2 separate regions of the Homo sapiens genome follow, and region 1 is linked to region 2. A link is a loop called in an ENCODE intact Hi-C map of the cell type or tissue named here. Cell type or tissue: natural killer cell. All regions are shown on one strand. Links, peaks and the distances in the headings refer to the core of each region. The heading gives the core; the rest is flanking DNA.

Evidence for each region. Peaks named below come from ENCODE experiments on the same cell type or tissue, not always from the same donor. Only the 100,000 strongest peaks of a DNase experiment are listed, where the experiment ranks them.
Region 1: it touches region 2 in a loop (16-fold over the local background); 94 of 110 quality-filtered maps call a loop at or near these places.

What each region holds. Positions count from the first base shown.
Region 1 is chr4:4,330,250-4,338,627 of GRCh38, forward strand. No RefSeq gene overlaps it. Among named protein-coding and RNA genes, the nearest start is that of ZBTB49, 44 kb to the left of the region's middle. In natural killer cell, for the core only: CTCF peaks have their summits at 5,177 (motif pointing left) and 5,379; a DNase peak (open chromatin) is centred at 5,162.
Region 2 is chr4:4,255,455-4,263,682 of GRCh38, forward strand. No RefSeq gene overlaps it. Among named protein-coding and RNA genes, the nearest start is that of TMEM128, 11 kb to the left of the region's middle. RefSeq lists enhancers at 1,586-2,086, 4,068-4,362. In natural killer cell, for the core only: CTCF peaks have their summits at 4,911 and 5,117; a DNase peak (open chromatin) is centred at 4,947; H3K27ac peaks cover 442 bases.

The sequences.
Region 1 (8,378 bases), core at 276-8,275, 75 kb after region 2:
GGGGGAGCACCCTGTGAACACGAAGGCAGAGGTCAGGGTGAGGCCCCCACAGGCCAGGGAGCACCAAAGATTTCATCAAAGCACCTGAAGCCAGGAGAGGGCCTGGTGCAGATTCCCTGTCACAGCCTCAGAAGGAAGCAACCCTGCAGACACCTTGATCCTGGCCTTCCAGCCTCCAGAACTGTGAGAGCAGAAATGTCCTTTTTTTTTTTTTGAGATGAAGTCTTGCTCTGTCACCCAGGTTGGTGTGCAGTGGCGCGATCTCGGCTCACTGCAAGCTCCGCCTCCTGGGTTCACACCATTCTCATGCCTCAGCCTCCTAAGTAGCTGGGACCATAGGCGCCTACCACCACGCCTGGCTAATTTTTTGTATTTTTAGTAGAGACGAGGTTTCACCGTGTTAGCCAGGATGGTCTCGATCTCCTGACCTGGTGGTCTGCCTGCCTCGGCCTCCCAAAGTGCTGGGATTACAGGCATGAGCCACCGCGCCCGGCCAGAAATGTCTATTTTTAAGCCACTGAGCTCCTGATACTTTGCCACTGCAGCCCTAGCAAACTAATGAAGTTACTCAGGTTTGAAGGCTTCAAATGCAATATATCAAGACCGTACAATTTAATTCACCCTATTCCTGGGTCTGCAGACAGAGCCAGACATAGGTGTGGCTGCATCTTGTTCCTCACCACCTCCTGCAGGCCTTAAAGCTGGCCATGCCCGCCACCACCGCCTGGCCTGTTGTAACCCTGCACACATACCCAACCTCTGTCCAGCAGCAGACCCACCTGCCCAGGGGGCTGTCATCTCAGCACCCGTGGGGCAGTGGCCCTAGTGACCCCAATGCCTGGCACCAGTAGTGAGTGCTGAGTGGCCCAGTAAACGAAGCTGCCTGTAATTCTCAAATCCTAGAGTCCAGGGCAGTGAGGCCCATGACAGACAGGTCCTATTGCTAATGAAAGCTGGTCATTTTATTTTTCATCTCCCAGATTCTCAAATTACAAGGTAATTTTATCAGGGCCCTTTGCTGTAGACTGCCTGCCCACTGACTGTAAGAAAGAAGAGAAAGAGAGAGAGAGAACTCTCAGCTTTGAGGAGAGACACTTTTTCCTTCTGGCTGAGCTGGTGGTTCTGGCTGGGCTGCAGGCTTTTCAAACACGTATTCATGACATGTTACGTGGAAGCCCAGTCCACAGGACAGAAAAACTGGATGCTCCGGTTGACAGGAGGATGGGAACCCAGAGCCCTGTGTGCCTGGCCCCTTATCCTTTTATCCCCCTCCAGCCTTGAGCTCCAGGAGACCCCCAGAAACTTCGAAGGACAACAGTGAAACCACTGACCTCGGGGACAGAAGAGACTCCAGGAAATGACCAGTCAATCATGGGGGGTGCTGTCCTTCTGGCTTCCATATATCAACTCTGGACAGTTCCACTATTTTGTGTTTATAAACATGTGCCTTGCTCCAAGAAGACTATGGAAATACCAAGGGAAAATAGAGGTGCAGGATGAGATGAAGCCAGGGGGTATGGTTCCTACATGGAAATGCATAACATGCTGTTATGAGCTGAATGCCTATGTCCCCCAGAATTCATATGGTGAGGCTCTAGCTCCCAGTATGGCTGCATTTGGAGAAAGGCCCTCTAAGGAAGTAATTAAGGTTAAATGAGGGCATAAGGGTGGGACCCTGATCCGGTAGGATTCATGCCTTTGTAGGAAGAGACACCAGAGACCTCACTCACTCGCCTTCCATGAGCACATACCAAGGAAAGGCCATGTGAGGACATGGCGAGAAGGTGGCCATGTCCCACAAAAATTCATATGTTGAAGTCACAAACCCCAGGACCTCAGAATGTGACCCTGTTTGGAAATAGAGTCATCTATATATCATGAGTCAAGTTAAGATGAGGTCACACTGGAATAGGATGGACACCTAATCCAATATGGCTGGCATCCTTATTATTTTATTTATTTATTTATTGAGACAGGATCTTGCTCTGTCATCCAGGTTGGAGTGTAGTGGTGCGATCATAGCTCACTGCAACCTTGGCTCAAGTGATCCTCCCAACTTGGCCTCTTAAGTAGCTACGACTATAGGCACATGCCACCACACCCTGCTAATTTTTAATTTTAGAGGAGACAGAGTCTCACTATGTTTCCCAGGCTGGTCTCAAACTCCTAGGCTCAAGTGATCCTCCTGCCTTGGCCTCCCTAAGCTCTGGGATTACAGGCATGAGCCACTGCTCCCAGTTTGGTGTCCTTATTAAAAGGGGAATTTGGGCACAGACGCATACAGAGCGAACATCATGTGAGGATTAGAACAGTGCTGCCACAAGCCGAGAAACTACCAGGAGCTAGAAGAGAGGTCCCTCCCAGAACCTTCAGAGGGAACCCTGTAATATCTTAATCTCATACTTCTGGCCTCTAGAACTGTAAGAATATCAATTTCTGTTGTTTAAGTCCCCCAGTTTGTGGTATGTTGTCATGGCAACCCCAGAAACTGACATACATACAGTCCTAACAATACCTGTGAGTTCCACCTTCAGTTATGAGATTCCTAGTGGGCAAGGCAAAGAAGGAAATCTGTTATTGGAATCTCAGCATTTCATGCAGGCTAAGCTGGCGACCTCATCAAAATGAACAGACCCAGAGTGATGAATGCAGTGTCTGGCACCCAGGTGGTACTTAAAAATAAATGTTACCTGGCATTTTTCTCATTTTAAAGTTTTTAATATTTTTTAACCACTGACTTTTTTTCCCCACGAAGTCAGGCATGTTAGAAAACAGTAGACTAGAGGCTGGACACAGTGGCTCACGCCTGTAATTCCAGCACTTTGGGAGGCCGAGGTGAGTGGATCACCTGAAGTCAGGAGTTCGAGATCAGCCTGGCCAACATGGTGAAACCCCGTCTCTACTAAAAACACAAAAATTAGCTGGGCATGGTGGCGGACGCCTGTAGTCCCAGCTATTCGGGGGGCTGAGGTGGGAGAATCACCTGAATCTAGGAGGCAGAGGTTGCACTGGGCCGAGATAGTGCCACCGCACTACAGTCTTGGCAAGACTCCCTCTGGGGGAAAAAAAAAATGCAGTAGACTGGAAACTGTCTAAAGTTTCCCTTCAGCCCTGTGGTTTTAAGGTTTTACAATTCTCTTTCAGCAGCTAGTGTTGGTTTTCATTCCAGAGAAGTAGCTGATATGGGAATGCAGAGGATATGGGCTCCGGCCAAACCACAGGACTGGGGCCAGCCTTGTTTCCCAGATGCGTGCTACAGAGACTGTCCCTGGCGTTGGCAGATGTGACTGGTGACGGCAGCCACAAAGCAGGAAGAAGACACTTAGTGCTTCGTATTTATCTGCCCGTTTGGCTGACAGAAGAGCCATCGGGCGATTTGTGTTCCGCCATTCCTGCTGTGCAAGCTTGGGGAAAGCACGTGACCTCTCTGGGCCTTGCTTTTTTTTTTTTTTTCTTTTGTAAAAACATTTCTGGCTTAGTGCAATGGCTCACACCTATCATCCCAGCACTTTGGGAGGTTGAGGAGGGAGGATCACTTGAGCTCAGTAGTTCAAGACTAGCCTGGGCAACATGGCGAAACCCCGTCTCTACAAAAATACAAAAATTAGCCAGGCGTGGTGGTGTGCACCAGTAGTCCCAGCTACTTGGGAGGCTGAGGTGGGAGGGTTGCATGAGCCCAGGAGGTCAAGGCTGCAGTGAGCCAAGATTGCCCCACTGCATTCCAGCCTAGGCGATGGGTGACAGAGGAGACCCCTTCTAAAAAACTAATAATAAACAAATAATAATGAAGACATTTCCTGCTCACCCACAACCCATGCCCCTGGCCTGCCTTGCTTGCTGATTGCAGTATTTTCTCACTGAGCTCAGGTTGACTCTAGGGTCCTCCTCAACACTGTGCTGCCACAGATGTTTTCAGCCTGACCAACTGCACCAACGAGGAAGGTCTCCAGCATCCCCAGACTCAATCATCTCAAAAGCCCCTTCAGGAGGGAGTGTTCTGGAATGCCTCTGTGCTGGGTCTTTGGGTTGGTCGCTGTGCCTCTGTGCCTCTCACTAGGTTGTGGTGCATGCGTGGTGGAAGTCCGAGCCTCTGACACCCAGCACTCGCTCACTCACGCACCTGTTGCAGGGTTACGCTCACTGGGCCCCGGGGCTCTCAGGGCAGAAGCCCCAAGAAGGTGGCACCTTCCCGCCCTCATAGCAAAGCCCTGTATAGCCTTCACCTTCTCATCCTGCCTGCCTGCACATCTGTTGTGGCTTTGCACTTAGTGCTCAGTAATATGTATTGATTTTGTCAAATAAGAAGCAAATATGACTTTGCTCCTATTACAATGGCTACTATTAAAAAAAAAGTAAAAATAGAAAATAACAAGTGTTGGTGAAAATGTGGAGAAATCGGGACCACCATGCACCATTGGTGGGAATGGAAAGTGCTGCAGCCACTGCAGAAAATGGTTCGGAGATTCCTCAGAATGTTTGACAAGTTCTATAGGGTCCAACCCTATGGGGTCTGTGGGTTTTTCTCCTCGTGTGCAGAGACGAGAGATTGTAGAAATAAAGACACAAGACAAAGAGGTAGAAGAAAAGACAGCTGGGCCCGAGGGCCACTACCACCTAGACGTGGAGACCAGTAGTGGCCCCGAATGCCTGGCTGCACAGTTATTTATTGGATACAAGACAAGGGGGCAGGGTAAGGAGTGTGAGTCATCTCCAATGATAGGTAAGGTCACGCGAGTCACGTGTCCACTGGACAGGGGGCCCTTCCCGGTTTGGCAGCCGAGGCAGAGGGAGAGAGAGGACAGCTTACTCCATTATTTCTTCTATGCATTTCAAAGACTTTTAGTACTTTCACTAATTCTGCTACTGTTATCTAGAAGGCAGAGCCAGGTGTACAGGGTGGAATATGAAAGCGGACCAGGAGTGTGACCGCTGAAGCACAGCATCACAGGGAGACGGTTAGGCCTCTGGATGGCTGCAGGCAGGCCTGACTGATGTCAAGCCTTCCACAAGAGGTGGTGGAACAGAGTCTTCTCTAACTCACCCAGGGAAAGGGAGACTTCCTTTCCCGGTCTACTAAGTAATGGGTGCCTTCCCCAGGCACTGACGCTACCGCTAAACCGAGGTCCGCTAGGTAACAGGTGCCTTCCCAGGCGCTGGTGTTACCGCGAGACCAGGGAGCCCTCTAGTGGCCCTGTCTGGGCGTGACAGAGGGCTCACACTCTTCTGATCACTTCTCACCATGTCCCTTCGGCTCCTATCTCTGTATGGCCTGGTTTTTCCTAGGTTATAATTGTAGAACAAAGATTATTATAACATTGGAAAGAAGAGTAATACTACAAACTAATGGTTAATGATATTCATATGTAATCATATTTATAATCTATTTCTAGTATAACTATTTTTATTCTATATATTTTCTTTATTATACTGGAACAGCTTGTGTCCCTCAGTCTCTTGCCTTGGCACCTGGGTGGCTTGCCACCCACAAAATTCGAATTAAAAAACCATGTCAGGCCAGGTGCAGTGGCTCATGCCTGTAATCCCAGCACTTTGGGAGGCTGAGGCGGGCAGATCATCTGAGGTCAGGATTTCAAGACCAGCCTGGCCAACATGGTGAAACCCCATCTCTACTAAAAATACAAAGATTAGCTGGGCATGATGGCGCAGGCCTGTAGCCCCAGCTACTTGGGAGGCTTAGGCAGGAGAATCACTTGAACCCAGGAGGCGGAGGTTGCAGTGAGCTTAGATCGCGCCATTGTACTCTAGCCTGGGCAACAGACTAAGAATCAGTCTCAAAAAAAAAAAAGAAAGAAAGAAAGAAAAGAAAAGAAAAGAAAACTATATTAAAAAATTGAAATGAAGGTCAGGTGCGGTGGCTCACTCCTGTAATCCCAGCACTTTGGGAGGCCGAGGTGGGAGGATCACTTGAGGTCAGGAGTTCGAGACCAGCCTGGCCAACATGATGAAACACGATCTCTACGAAAAATACAAAAATCAGCCGGGTGGCGGGTGCCTGTAATCTCAGCTACTTGGGAGGTTGAGGCAGGAAATCACTCCATCTCAAAAATAAATAAATAAATACTGAAATTAAAAATTAAAAACAGAACCAGCAATCCAAAAGAATTGACAGCAAGGTCTTTTTTTGTTTTTTGAGATGGAGTCTTGCTCTGTTGTCCAGGCTAGAGTACAGTGTCTTGATGTCGGCTCACTATAACCTCCACCTCCCGGGTTGAAGCAATTCTCCTGCCTCAGCCTCCCGAGTAGCTGGGATTACAGGTTCATACCACCATGTCCAGCTAATTTTTATATTTTTAGTAGTGATGAGGTTTTATCATATTGGCCAGGCTGGTCTCGAACTCCTGACCTCGTGATCCACCCACCTTGGCCTCCCAAAGTGCTGGGATTACAGGCGTGTGTCACCGCGCCCGGCCAGACAGCAGGGTCTTGAAGAGAAGCTGCACTCCCGATTCACAGCAGCCTCATTCACAATAGCCAGGAGGTGGAAGCAACACGAGTGTCAATTTTCAGACGAATGAATCAGTGAACTCTGGTGCATACATGCAGGGGAATTTTATCCAGCCGGAAAAAAGAGGGAAATTTCAACACATGCCACAGTACGGAGGAGTCTTGAAGACATTAGGTGAAGTGAAATAAGTCAGTAGGAAGGGTCAAATACTGGGATTCCACTAGATAGAAAGTAGAATGGTGTGTGCCAGGGGCTGGGGTCAGGGGGCAGGGAGTGAGTGTTTACTGGGGACAGAGGAGAAAGCTCTGGAGATGGATGGTGGTGATGGCCGTGCAACAAAGTGAATGTGCTTTATTCAACTATACTTGAAAATGGTTCACATGGCTCATTCGATGTTATGTTTTTTACCACAAGTTTAGGAAAAAGAAAAACAAGCACATATATTAAAAACAACAACAAACCAGGCCAGGCGTGGTGGCTCATGTCTGTAATCCCAGCACTTTGGGAGGCCGAGGTGGGCGGATCACGAGGTCAGGAGTTCAAAACCAGCCTGACCAACATGGTGAAACCCCGTTTCTACTAAAAATACAAAAGTTAGACAGGTGTGGTGGTGAGCTCCTGTAATCCCAGCTACTCAGGAGGCTGAGGCAGGAGAATCGCTTGAACCCGGGAGGCAGAAGTTGCAGTGAGCTGAGATCACGCCATTGCACTCCAGCCTGGGCAACAAGAGCAAAACTCCATCTCAAAAAAAAAAAAAGTCTGGACTTGGGTAAGCAGAGACTTTATTAGAAAGAATTGTTGCAAGAGGAGGGAAGGGATGATTGAATAGGGAGAAGGCTATGCAATGCCACCTGCAAGCATCTTGAAGCCCAGGCACAGCTTTTCTTCTCCAGGGAGGAGCAGACAAGGCTTAGACAGAACCAGGTGTGGGGAGTGGGATGGACGGGATTGGGGGAGTGATTAATCAGCAGATGAGAGAATGTCTTTCCTGTGGCCAGCCAAGGGTTTTGGGAGGTGCCACTAGGAGGGGGTATCCACTGGCCCAGGCAGAGGGTAGATCAAAGTTTGGGAACCTGGGGAGAGGAGAGAAGCTGAACTAAACTTGAGTCAATCAGATGAATGAACAAGTCCAGATTGATGAGTGGTGACACACAGTTTAGCTAATCTTTGACGAGGCAAAGAACGAGAATTTGGAAGTTCTGTGCCTGGCCTTGTCTCAAACAAACAAGTCGTGGATGGGCATCTGTGGGTCTCGCCCACGTCCACTGGGAAACGTTGATTCTTTGCGGTAAGCTGCTTCCTGGAACACGAAAGGGGTGAGGGTATTTCCTAATCCTCGCTGTTTTCCGGGAGCACAGCCTCAAGTCAAATTCAGCACTGTCCTTTCAAATAGGATGGAACTGAGAGGTATTATGGAGTATCTGATTTTTTTTTTCTGGCACAGAGGGGGCCACTAATAAACATCCATTGAAGAATGAATGAATGAATGAGTTGGCAGAAGGGAGCAACCACTAGGAGCTGGAGTGATCTGAGAAGGCTTCATGGAGGAAGGTGGTGTTTGAGGTGGACCTTAAAGGAAGGGTACATTCAACGAACAACACATTAAGGATCCCAATAAAACAGTTCCGAGGGTGGGGAGGAAGGAGAACGCTTATGTACTGGGTACACATTACACAAGAGACCTTGACTGGGTCCTTCAGGAAAACAGAAACCACTCTAGTTTTTTCAAGCAGAAAGGGGTTAAGACAAGGAGAAATTCATTGCTGACAGAGCTGTTGGAAGGTGGGGAGGAGCGAATGTCAGGCCCCGCTTTGATGTCTATTCTTCCAGGAACCGTTTCTCTCCTTTTCCCTCCTCTCTGTTTTTGCCATCCTTGGTCATGAGCAAGTGAGCCTCTGGGACTCAGCCTCCT
Region 2 (8,228 bases), core at 229-8,228:
CACGCTATCCCTAGCAACCTTCATGCAACCCAAAACTCAGGGCTTCAATATCCCCTGTACAGCTCGTGTTTCACAGGACAGGACAGGACAGGGGCTCAGATGACAAGGAAAGAATCTCTGGTTGGCCAGTCCCGGATTCCCTAATCTGGAACACACATTCAGGTGCATCTGCCATAAAGGTCATTCCCAGGGTCTGCTTAAGTTATTGCTATCAGATGCATTTACCATACAGCACCTGAGTTCAAATCAGTCCTGATTCTGCTACTTACCATGTGGCCTGGGACAAGTCACGTAAGCTCTCGGCACCTGCTCATCTATGAAGGGGGAGCAATAACGCCTCCCTCCTAGAGATTTTGAAAAGCTTAATGATACATGTAAAGGGCTTATTACTATGCCTGGCATATAGGAAGTACCCATGAAAGGGAACAATTCATATTAAAGTGGAATCCAGGCAGTGGGGAAAGGCTGCCCACGAAGGCCTCATGGTCACTCCCAGGGGAGCAGCAGCAGGTCATTGCAACGCGGCCTTGAAGGGGTGAGGCTGGTGGCCATGCCAGGAGAAAGAGGGCAGGAAGCAGTGGAAGAAAGGATGACTGTGGTGCAAACTGGCCATCATTTACCATGCCCCTCACGTGTTAACTACGCCATCCTCACAGCAGCTGGATGAGGCAGTTACTGTTATAATTCCTATTTCATACATGAGAAAATGGAGGCACCAGCCTTTTTTGTTATGAGATTCAAAGGAGCTTCTTTCAAGTATTCCTTTGCTATGAATGATTAAACTCTCCGTTTGGTAGTTTAATTACAATTACTGAGAAAATACCTACTTTGTCGGAGTTCAAAAGTCAGCCATCCCTCAGGTCTTTGCTCCGTAGGCTCAAAGCTAGGAAAGTGGGGGAGCTAGGATACTAACCCAAGCTTTCGGCTGCCAGGCTAAACTGCGTCTCATGACTCAAAGCACCTCAGGACATAAGCTATTTGTCAGTGTCAGAAGCCGGGTGTGGTGGCTCACACCTGTTATCATGGCACTTTGGGAGGCCGAGGTGGGCAGATCACCTGAGGTCAGGAGTTTGAGACCAGCCTGGCCAACATGGTGAAACCCCATCTCTACTAAAAATACAAAAATTAGCCAGGTGTGCTGGTGCACACCTGTAGTCCCAGCTACTCTGGAGGCTGAGGCAGGAGAATCGCTTGAACCTGGGAAGCGGAGGTTGCAGTGAGCCGAGATCGTACCACTGCACTCCAGCCTGGGCAACAGAGCTAGACTCCACCTCACAGAAAAGAAAGAAAGTCAGTGTCAGCTTCCAACCCAAGCTGGGGTCCGAGGGGAGTAGGTGGACCGGTGGCGGGTAGCTGAAAGAACACTCGAGGGATCTTATACAGGTGGGATATGGCTTTATTCTCTGTGTCAGCCTTTGTCTTGGCTGCCTGCTCAGCAGCCCCACTCAGTGCCAGCTCCACAGTCTGCAGCTGCACTCCCCAGTGTGCTCACCATTTCCTGGCTCCACCCACCCACCCCCACCTGCAAGGCAGCCAACTCCATTATGCATGCCTTCTCACAGTGTTCGTGATACATTTGTGCGCTTCACAGACAATAGCGGCTCAGAGCCAGGGGATGAGCCCACCCATAACATGGTTACATAACTGATTATATGCTGCACGGGATTGTGCACCTGCACTCCAATCCCACTGCGTCATGCTGCACCGGATATTTACCTCGGCCCACTCTTGATGGCAGCGCAGCCATTTCCTTTTCCCTTCCCTGGGGCCATTCTTGCTGAATGCTGGCTCCATGGTGCTGGCCATCTCCATAGATGAGAAGCCAGGAGGGAAGATGTGGCAACCTGGGTGCCCCTTTCCACCCAGACCCGTGGCAGATGTTGCTGATCAAATGCAGCATTTATTTCCCTTTGACAGCCAGGTGGAAGCCTCAAAATCCTGAAGAGCACCGGAAAATCACTGCCAGTTGACTAGAGTTAGTTGTAGTGTCAGATAGAATCTATTTGCCATCCCTTGCTTGAGGGCTTAGGACATGCCCAATAATAGTACAGAAATTCAATAAGGTATTCGCCAACTGAGGGTCACTTTTATGCCAGTAAGAATCTGCATGTCATCCCCTTGAGAGACTCCACACCTCCTCATCAAGAAGTAGTGAAAATGACATCCGGGTGTGATTTCTCACAAAAGAGAAAGGAACGAAAGAAATTTTTTTTAATGTAAAAAGGAAAATCATACCATTTGACCCAGCAATCCCATTACTGGGTATATACTCAGGAATATAAATCATTGTATTATAAAGATACATGCACACATATGTTCATTGCAGCATTATTCAAAATAGCAAAGACTTGGAACCAACCCAAATGCCCATCAATGATAGACTGGAAAAAGAAAATGTGGTACATATACACCATGGAATACTATGCAGCCATCAAAAGGAACAAGAGAATATCCTCTGCAGGGACATGGATGAAGCTGAAAGCCATTATCCTCAGCAAACTAATGCAGAAACAGAAAACCAAACACCACATGTTCTCACTTACAAGTGGAAGCCGAACAATGAGAACACACGGACACAGAGAGGGGAACAACACACACTGGGGCCTACTGGAGGGCAGCGGTGGGGTTGGGGAGAACATTAGGGAAAGGAGCTAATGCATGCTGGGCTTCATACTTAGGTGATGGGATGATCTGTGCAGCAAACCACATGGCACATGTTTACCTATGCAACAAACGTACACATCCTGCACATGTACCCCAGAACGTATAAAAATAATTAAAAAAAAGAAAATCACAAACGTCAATGTGCAAACACATGTTTGAACACAGCGTATGAGGAAATCCCTCTGCCAACCTTAGAAAAATCAAAGTGTTGCCAGGAGCAGTGGCTCACGCCTGTAATCCCAGCACTTTGGGAGGCCAAGGCAGGTGGATCACCTGAGGTCAGGAGTTCGAGACCAGCCTGAACAACATGGAGAACCCCATCTCTACTAAAAATACAAAATTAGCCGGGCATGGTGGTGCATGCCGGTAATCCCAGCTACTCAGGAGCCTGAGGCAGAAGAACTGCTTGAACCCGGGAGGCAGGGGTTGTGGCTAGCCGAGACCGCGCCATTGCACTCCAGCCTCGGCAACAAGAGCAAAACTCTTTCTCAAAAAAAAAAGAAAGAAAGAAAGAAAGAAAGAAAGAAAAGAATAGACAAAGGAGAGAAACTGTCAGCCTTTCAAGACTGGCAACCGTGAGCAGAATGCCCAGCTGTGAGGGAAAGGACAACCATATTAGAATCCCAGCCTGGGTGCTGTGATGCGGCAAGAAGCAGACCTGACATTCAGGAACCGACACAGCACCTGGCACAAAGAGCCCCCAAGATACAGTAGCTAGGCCGGGCGCGGTGGCTCACGCCTGTAATCCCAGCAATTTGGGAGGCCGACGCGGGCAGATCACCTGAGGTCAGGAGTTCAAGACCAGCCTGGCCAACATGGCAAAACCCCGTCTCTACAAAACATACAAAAATTAGCCGGGCGTGGTGATGTGCCCTTGTAGTCCCAGCTACTCGGGAGTCTGAGTTACAAGAATCACTTGAACCTGGGAGGCAGAGGTTGCAGTGAGCTGATATCATGCCACTGTACTCCAGCCTGGGTGACAGTGAGACTCTGTCTCAAAAAAAAAAAAAAAAAAAAAAAAAAAAAAGATACAGTAGCTGCCATCATTACAATTGTCTTGAAGTTACTGCCTATCCCTATAGACCCACAACTCTCAAACTCATTCACACAGTAGAGTGCCAGGCACACTTTTGTAGAACATCATGAAATCTGGATAAATTAAGCAAAAAATAGCCAAGTGCTATAAATGTTTATGCCAGCTCTCCTAGCATCTAAATTAGAATCTCATGGCCACAGATGCCAAAAGGCTTAAGAGGTGTTACGCAGGGACACTAAAACTGAGAAATTCTATGACCTTAACTTTTTTCTGAAACCTGCAAGAGAGACTACCGTTTCAAGTTCAGCTGTATAATACCTCCCTGTTCAGTATAAAATCAGTCTGAGCGGGGCTATCCTATGACATTACTACTATAGTATCCTGATTCAAATTTGCTGCCAAATCCCCAAAGCCATGCTGTTAGCAACTGCTCAGTGGAACCGAATCTTTCCCTACCTTTGATCTACAATGGACAGAAGTCGGCCTGAGGTCACCGGGAAGGGAGGAGGGCAGCAAAGGTGGTATTTCAACAGCTCACAATACCCGCTCTGTGGCCAAACAAAGGCCTGACCTCCTGAGCGATGTGTGACCTTTAAACTCTGACAAACATATGTATTTACTCAGCAATTACAATTTAAACTACCCAAGGGGCAGTTTAATCACTTGTATCAGAGGGAATAAATTAAAGCTTCCCTAGATCCCATAACAGCAACAAGAAATGAAAGTAGCATTTGCACTCAAAAGAAAACAAAGAAACTTCTCTTTTCACCAGTACATACCATTTTTCTTTTTCTCAGAAATCGTCTGTGTTGTAATCGAGACAGACAGTGAGAAGCAGGGTCCAACCCCAAATTACAGAAGCTGTTAAATCTAATGATAAGTGAGCCGAGAGCAAGATCTCAAGTTTCTTAAATATGAAAAGGACAGGGGAAGGCAGATGCTATTCTTTAAGCTGGAAGAAATTACTGTTCCGTTTTATTTTTAACATCATCCAAGACTGAAATCCGCTGGGAAAATGGAGTCACCATTTTCCACAGTTTTATCATCCAGTGGTACCCGGTGACTTTGGTTGACAGCATCCAATAAGAGAGCTATTTTGAAAAGATAAACACAGAGATGGAAATGGGAGTAATACTAAATTTCGGTGCATTTTTTGGCAAAATAAATGCATATACCCTCAAATACTGAGGGTGGCAGTATAAACTGCTAAAAAGCCCTCTCAAAACTGGCTACATCTGTTAAAGCTGAAATATACCCTATGACTTAGTACTGCCACCTGTGGGCATATACTCAGTAGCAATGAGAAAGTGTATGTACACACTAGGAGATGAGGAGAAGATGTCATCGATTTCATGAGAAACCTAGCCACCCTGAAACAGCTGAACATTTTATTGATTGATTGATTGATTGATTGAGACAGAGTCTTGCTCTGTTGCCCAGGCTGGAGTACAGTGGCGTAATCTCTGCTCACTGCAACCTCTGCCTCCCTGATTCAAGCGATTCTCCAGCCTCAGCCTCCCAAGTAGCTGGGATTACAGGTGCGTGCCACCACACCCAGCTAATTTTTGTAATTTTAGTAGAGATGGGGTTTCATTATGTTGGCCAGGCTGGTCTTGAATTCCTGACCTCAAGTGATCCACCCGCCTCGGCCTCCCAGAGTGCTGGGATTACAGGCGTGAGCCACCGAGCCCTGCCTTTATTTTTATTTTTTGAGACAGGGTCTCACTCTCTCATTTAGGCTGGAATGCAGTGACATGATTAATGCTCACTGCAACCTCCAACTCCTGGGCTGAAACAATCCTCCCGCCTCAGCCTCTGGAGTTGCTGGGACTACAGGTGCTTATAGGCATGTGCCACCACACCTGGCTAATTTTTTTATTTTTTATTTTTTGTAGAGATGGGGTCTCGCTATGTTGCCCAGATTGCTTTTGAACTCCCGGGCTCAAGTGATTCTCCCGCCTCTGCCTCCCATAGCACTGGGATTACAGGCATGGGCCACCACACCAGTCTGTAAAATCCAACATTTCATCAAGAGATGAATCTCATGGAATGTTGGGTGAAAGAAGCAAGACACAAACAGATACATGCTGTGTGGTTTCATTTACATCAAGTTCAAAACCAGGCAAAACCAACCCATGCAGACAGAAGTAAGGTGGGCCGAATAGTCTGTTTCTTGATTTAGGTGTGGGCACTCTGTGAAACTCATGAAGCAGTACATTTACATTTTACATATGTATACTTCAATAGAAACCTGCATTAAAATATTAACTCATATAGGTTTGGCAGTCGTAGGATTGTGTCTTTGTTCAGAAAAATAGTTACACAGTAACTGTAAACTAGAGTGCTACTTCAAAAATTGAAGTGGATTTCTTCATTTAAATGCTGTATGGTTTGGCCTCGCTGATTCTTCTTTGCTGCAGTCCAGTCACTTAGAGAGCTTTGTGCATGAAAAAGTAAGGCGTCAGATCCTGTCTGTTGGGCCAGTGCCTCGGACAACCAATGGTAGACACTGCTCGGTCTGTGTACTTCCTGTACTTTAAGAGGAGATATTTTCAGACACCTACTATGTGCTACTTTGTGTACAGTATATCAATTTCACTCTATCTACCATAGAAAGTTGGTGTAAGAGAAAAACCCCTGAGGTTTAGAGATGCTAAGTAACCTGCCCACGCAGGGACCTTTGGCGAGTGAGATACAAAGCTCAGATTCAACCTTGAGTCTCATTCTGGCACATGGACCCTGTTTAGAACATGTCACCTCATACAGCCTGGGTGAAAATAGAGTGGCAGGAATATGGAAAGTGTCTTAAAACATCAAGCAGTTAATAGATAACAATTTAAATTCCAAGAATCAATCCGGGGGCCTTTAATAACCTTGTGCCCTCCATCCCCACCCAGGCAAAATTAAGCAGTCCTTCTCAGGCCCACGTTCTAACCAGCACACCTCATAACACTCCTTGTGTTGGCCTCAGTATTGTCTCTTCCTTCCTGAAGACCTCAGTGCCCGAGTACCCAGCCTAGATCTCAGCCCGGGTGGGCAATCTGGAATGATTTTATTAGTCCTTGTGACTTAGAATGGGTTCGATGATACAAGGGCTTGGTACAGAATTGCAGGCACAAAGGGCACTAGAGGACTGAGATCTCAACAAGTTTGTGAGGGAAGCAAAACTCAAGACACGTAAGACAATTTCCCAACACTATTCTTTATTTTATTTATTATTTATTTATTTATTTATTTTATTTTTTTGAGACAGAGTCTCACTCTGCTGCCCAGGCTGGAGTGCAGTGGCATGATCTTGGGTCACTGCAGCCTCTGCCTCCCAGGCTCAAGTGATCCTCCCAAGTAGCTGGGAGGACTACAGGCGTGAGCCACCACACCAGGCAGATTTTTGTATATTTTTGTAGAGTCGGCGTCTTGCTACATTGCCCAGGCTAGTCTTGAACTCCTGGGCTCAAGCGATCCACCCGCCTCAGCCTTCCAAAGTGTTGAGATTATAGTAATAGGTGTGAGCCACTGCCAGCCTACCATGTGAAATCCCACCACATGCTTATGACCAGTACTTCCTCTTACAAAATGGAAAAGGCCGGGCGGGCGCGGTGGCTCATGCCTGTAATCCCGGCACTTTGGAAGGCCGAGGCAGGTGGATCACGAGGTCAGGAGATCGAGACCATCCTGGCTAACACAGTGAAACCCCGTCTCTACTAAAAATACAAAAAAATTAGCCGGGCATGGTGCCGAGCACCTGTAGTCTCAGCTACTCGGGAGGCTGAGGCAGGAGAACGGCGTGAACCCGGGAGGCAGAGCTTGCAGTGAGCTGAGATCGCGCCACTGCACTCCAGCCTGGGTGACAGAGCGAGACTCTGTCTCAAAAACAAACAAACAAACAAAAAGAAAGAAAGAAATTGAAAAGGGCGAGCTTTCTCCTACCTTCCAACTCTTTTGCTAAAATCCAGTTTACTGGAATGAGAACAAGGATTAACTACACAAACAACCTCCCGCCCACATGTAATTCAGGAATCACTATAAGGTAACACTTTCTGTACTTAGTAAATGAGAAACATAATACGCTCCCTGAGTGAAAAAGAAATTTAGAAGGCCTATTTTAGCCATTTCTTGAAAGCTTAATTTGGAGAAGGGATAAAGGCTGAATATATTCTGAGATCAACCACAAAGAACAGGTAAATATATAGGATATGCCTTTCTCTTATCTTGGATGATGATAATAATTGATCTCCAATTTTCTTCAACAAGGGAAGGAGTTACAAGCTTGAGCGCTATGGTGTCCTGGTTCTAAATCCAGGCAAATTCAACAACATACAATTATCTGCTTTATGCTGGAGTCCCGGTTCGTCATTGAGCCAAAAAAAGAATAACACCCGCTAGGAGGATCAGTTTTCAATGGTGGAGTAAAGAACTATGATATACTCTCAATAGCTTTCACTAATGGAGATGAATTGGATAAAACTACTTGATCTCTTAAAACTTTCTTTATTCGACTGCAAAAGTGCTATCTAAAAGACAGCAATCT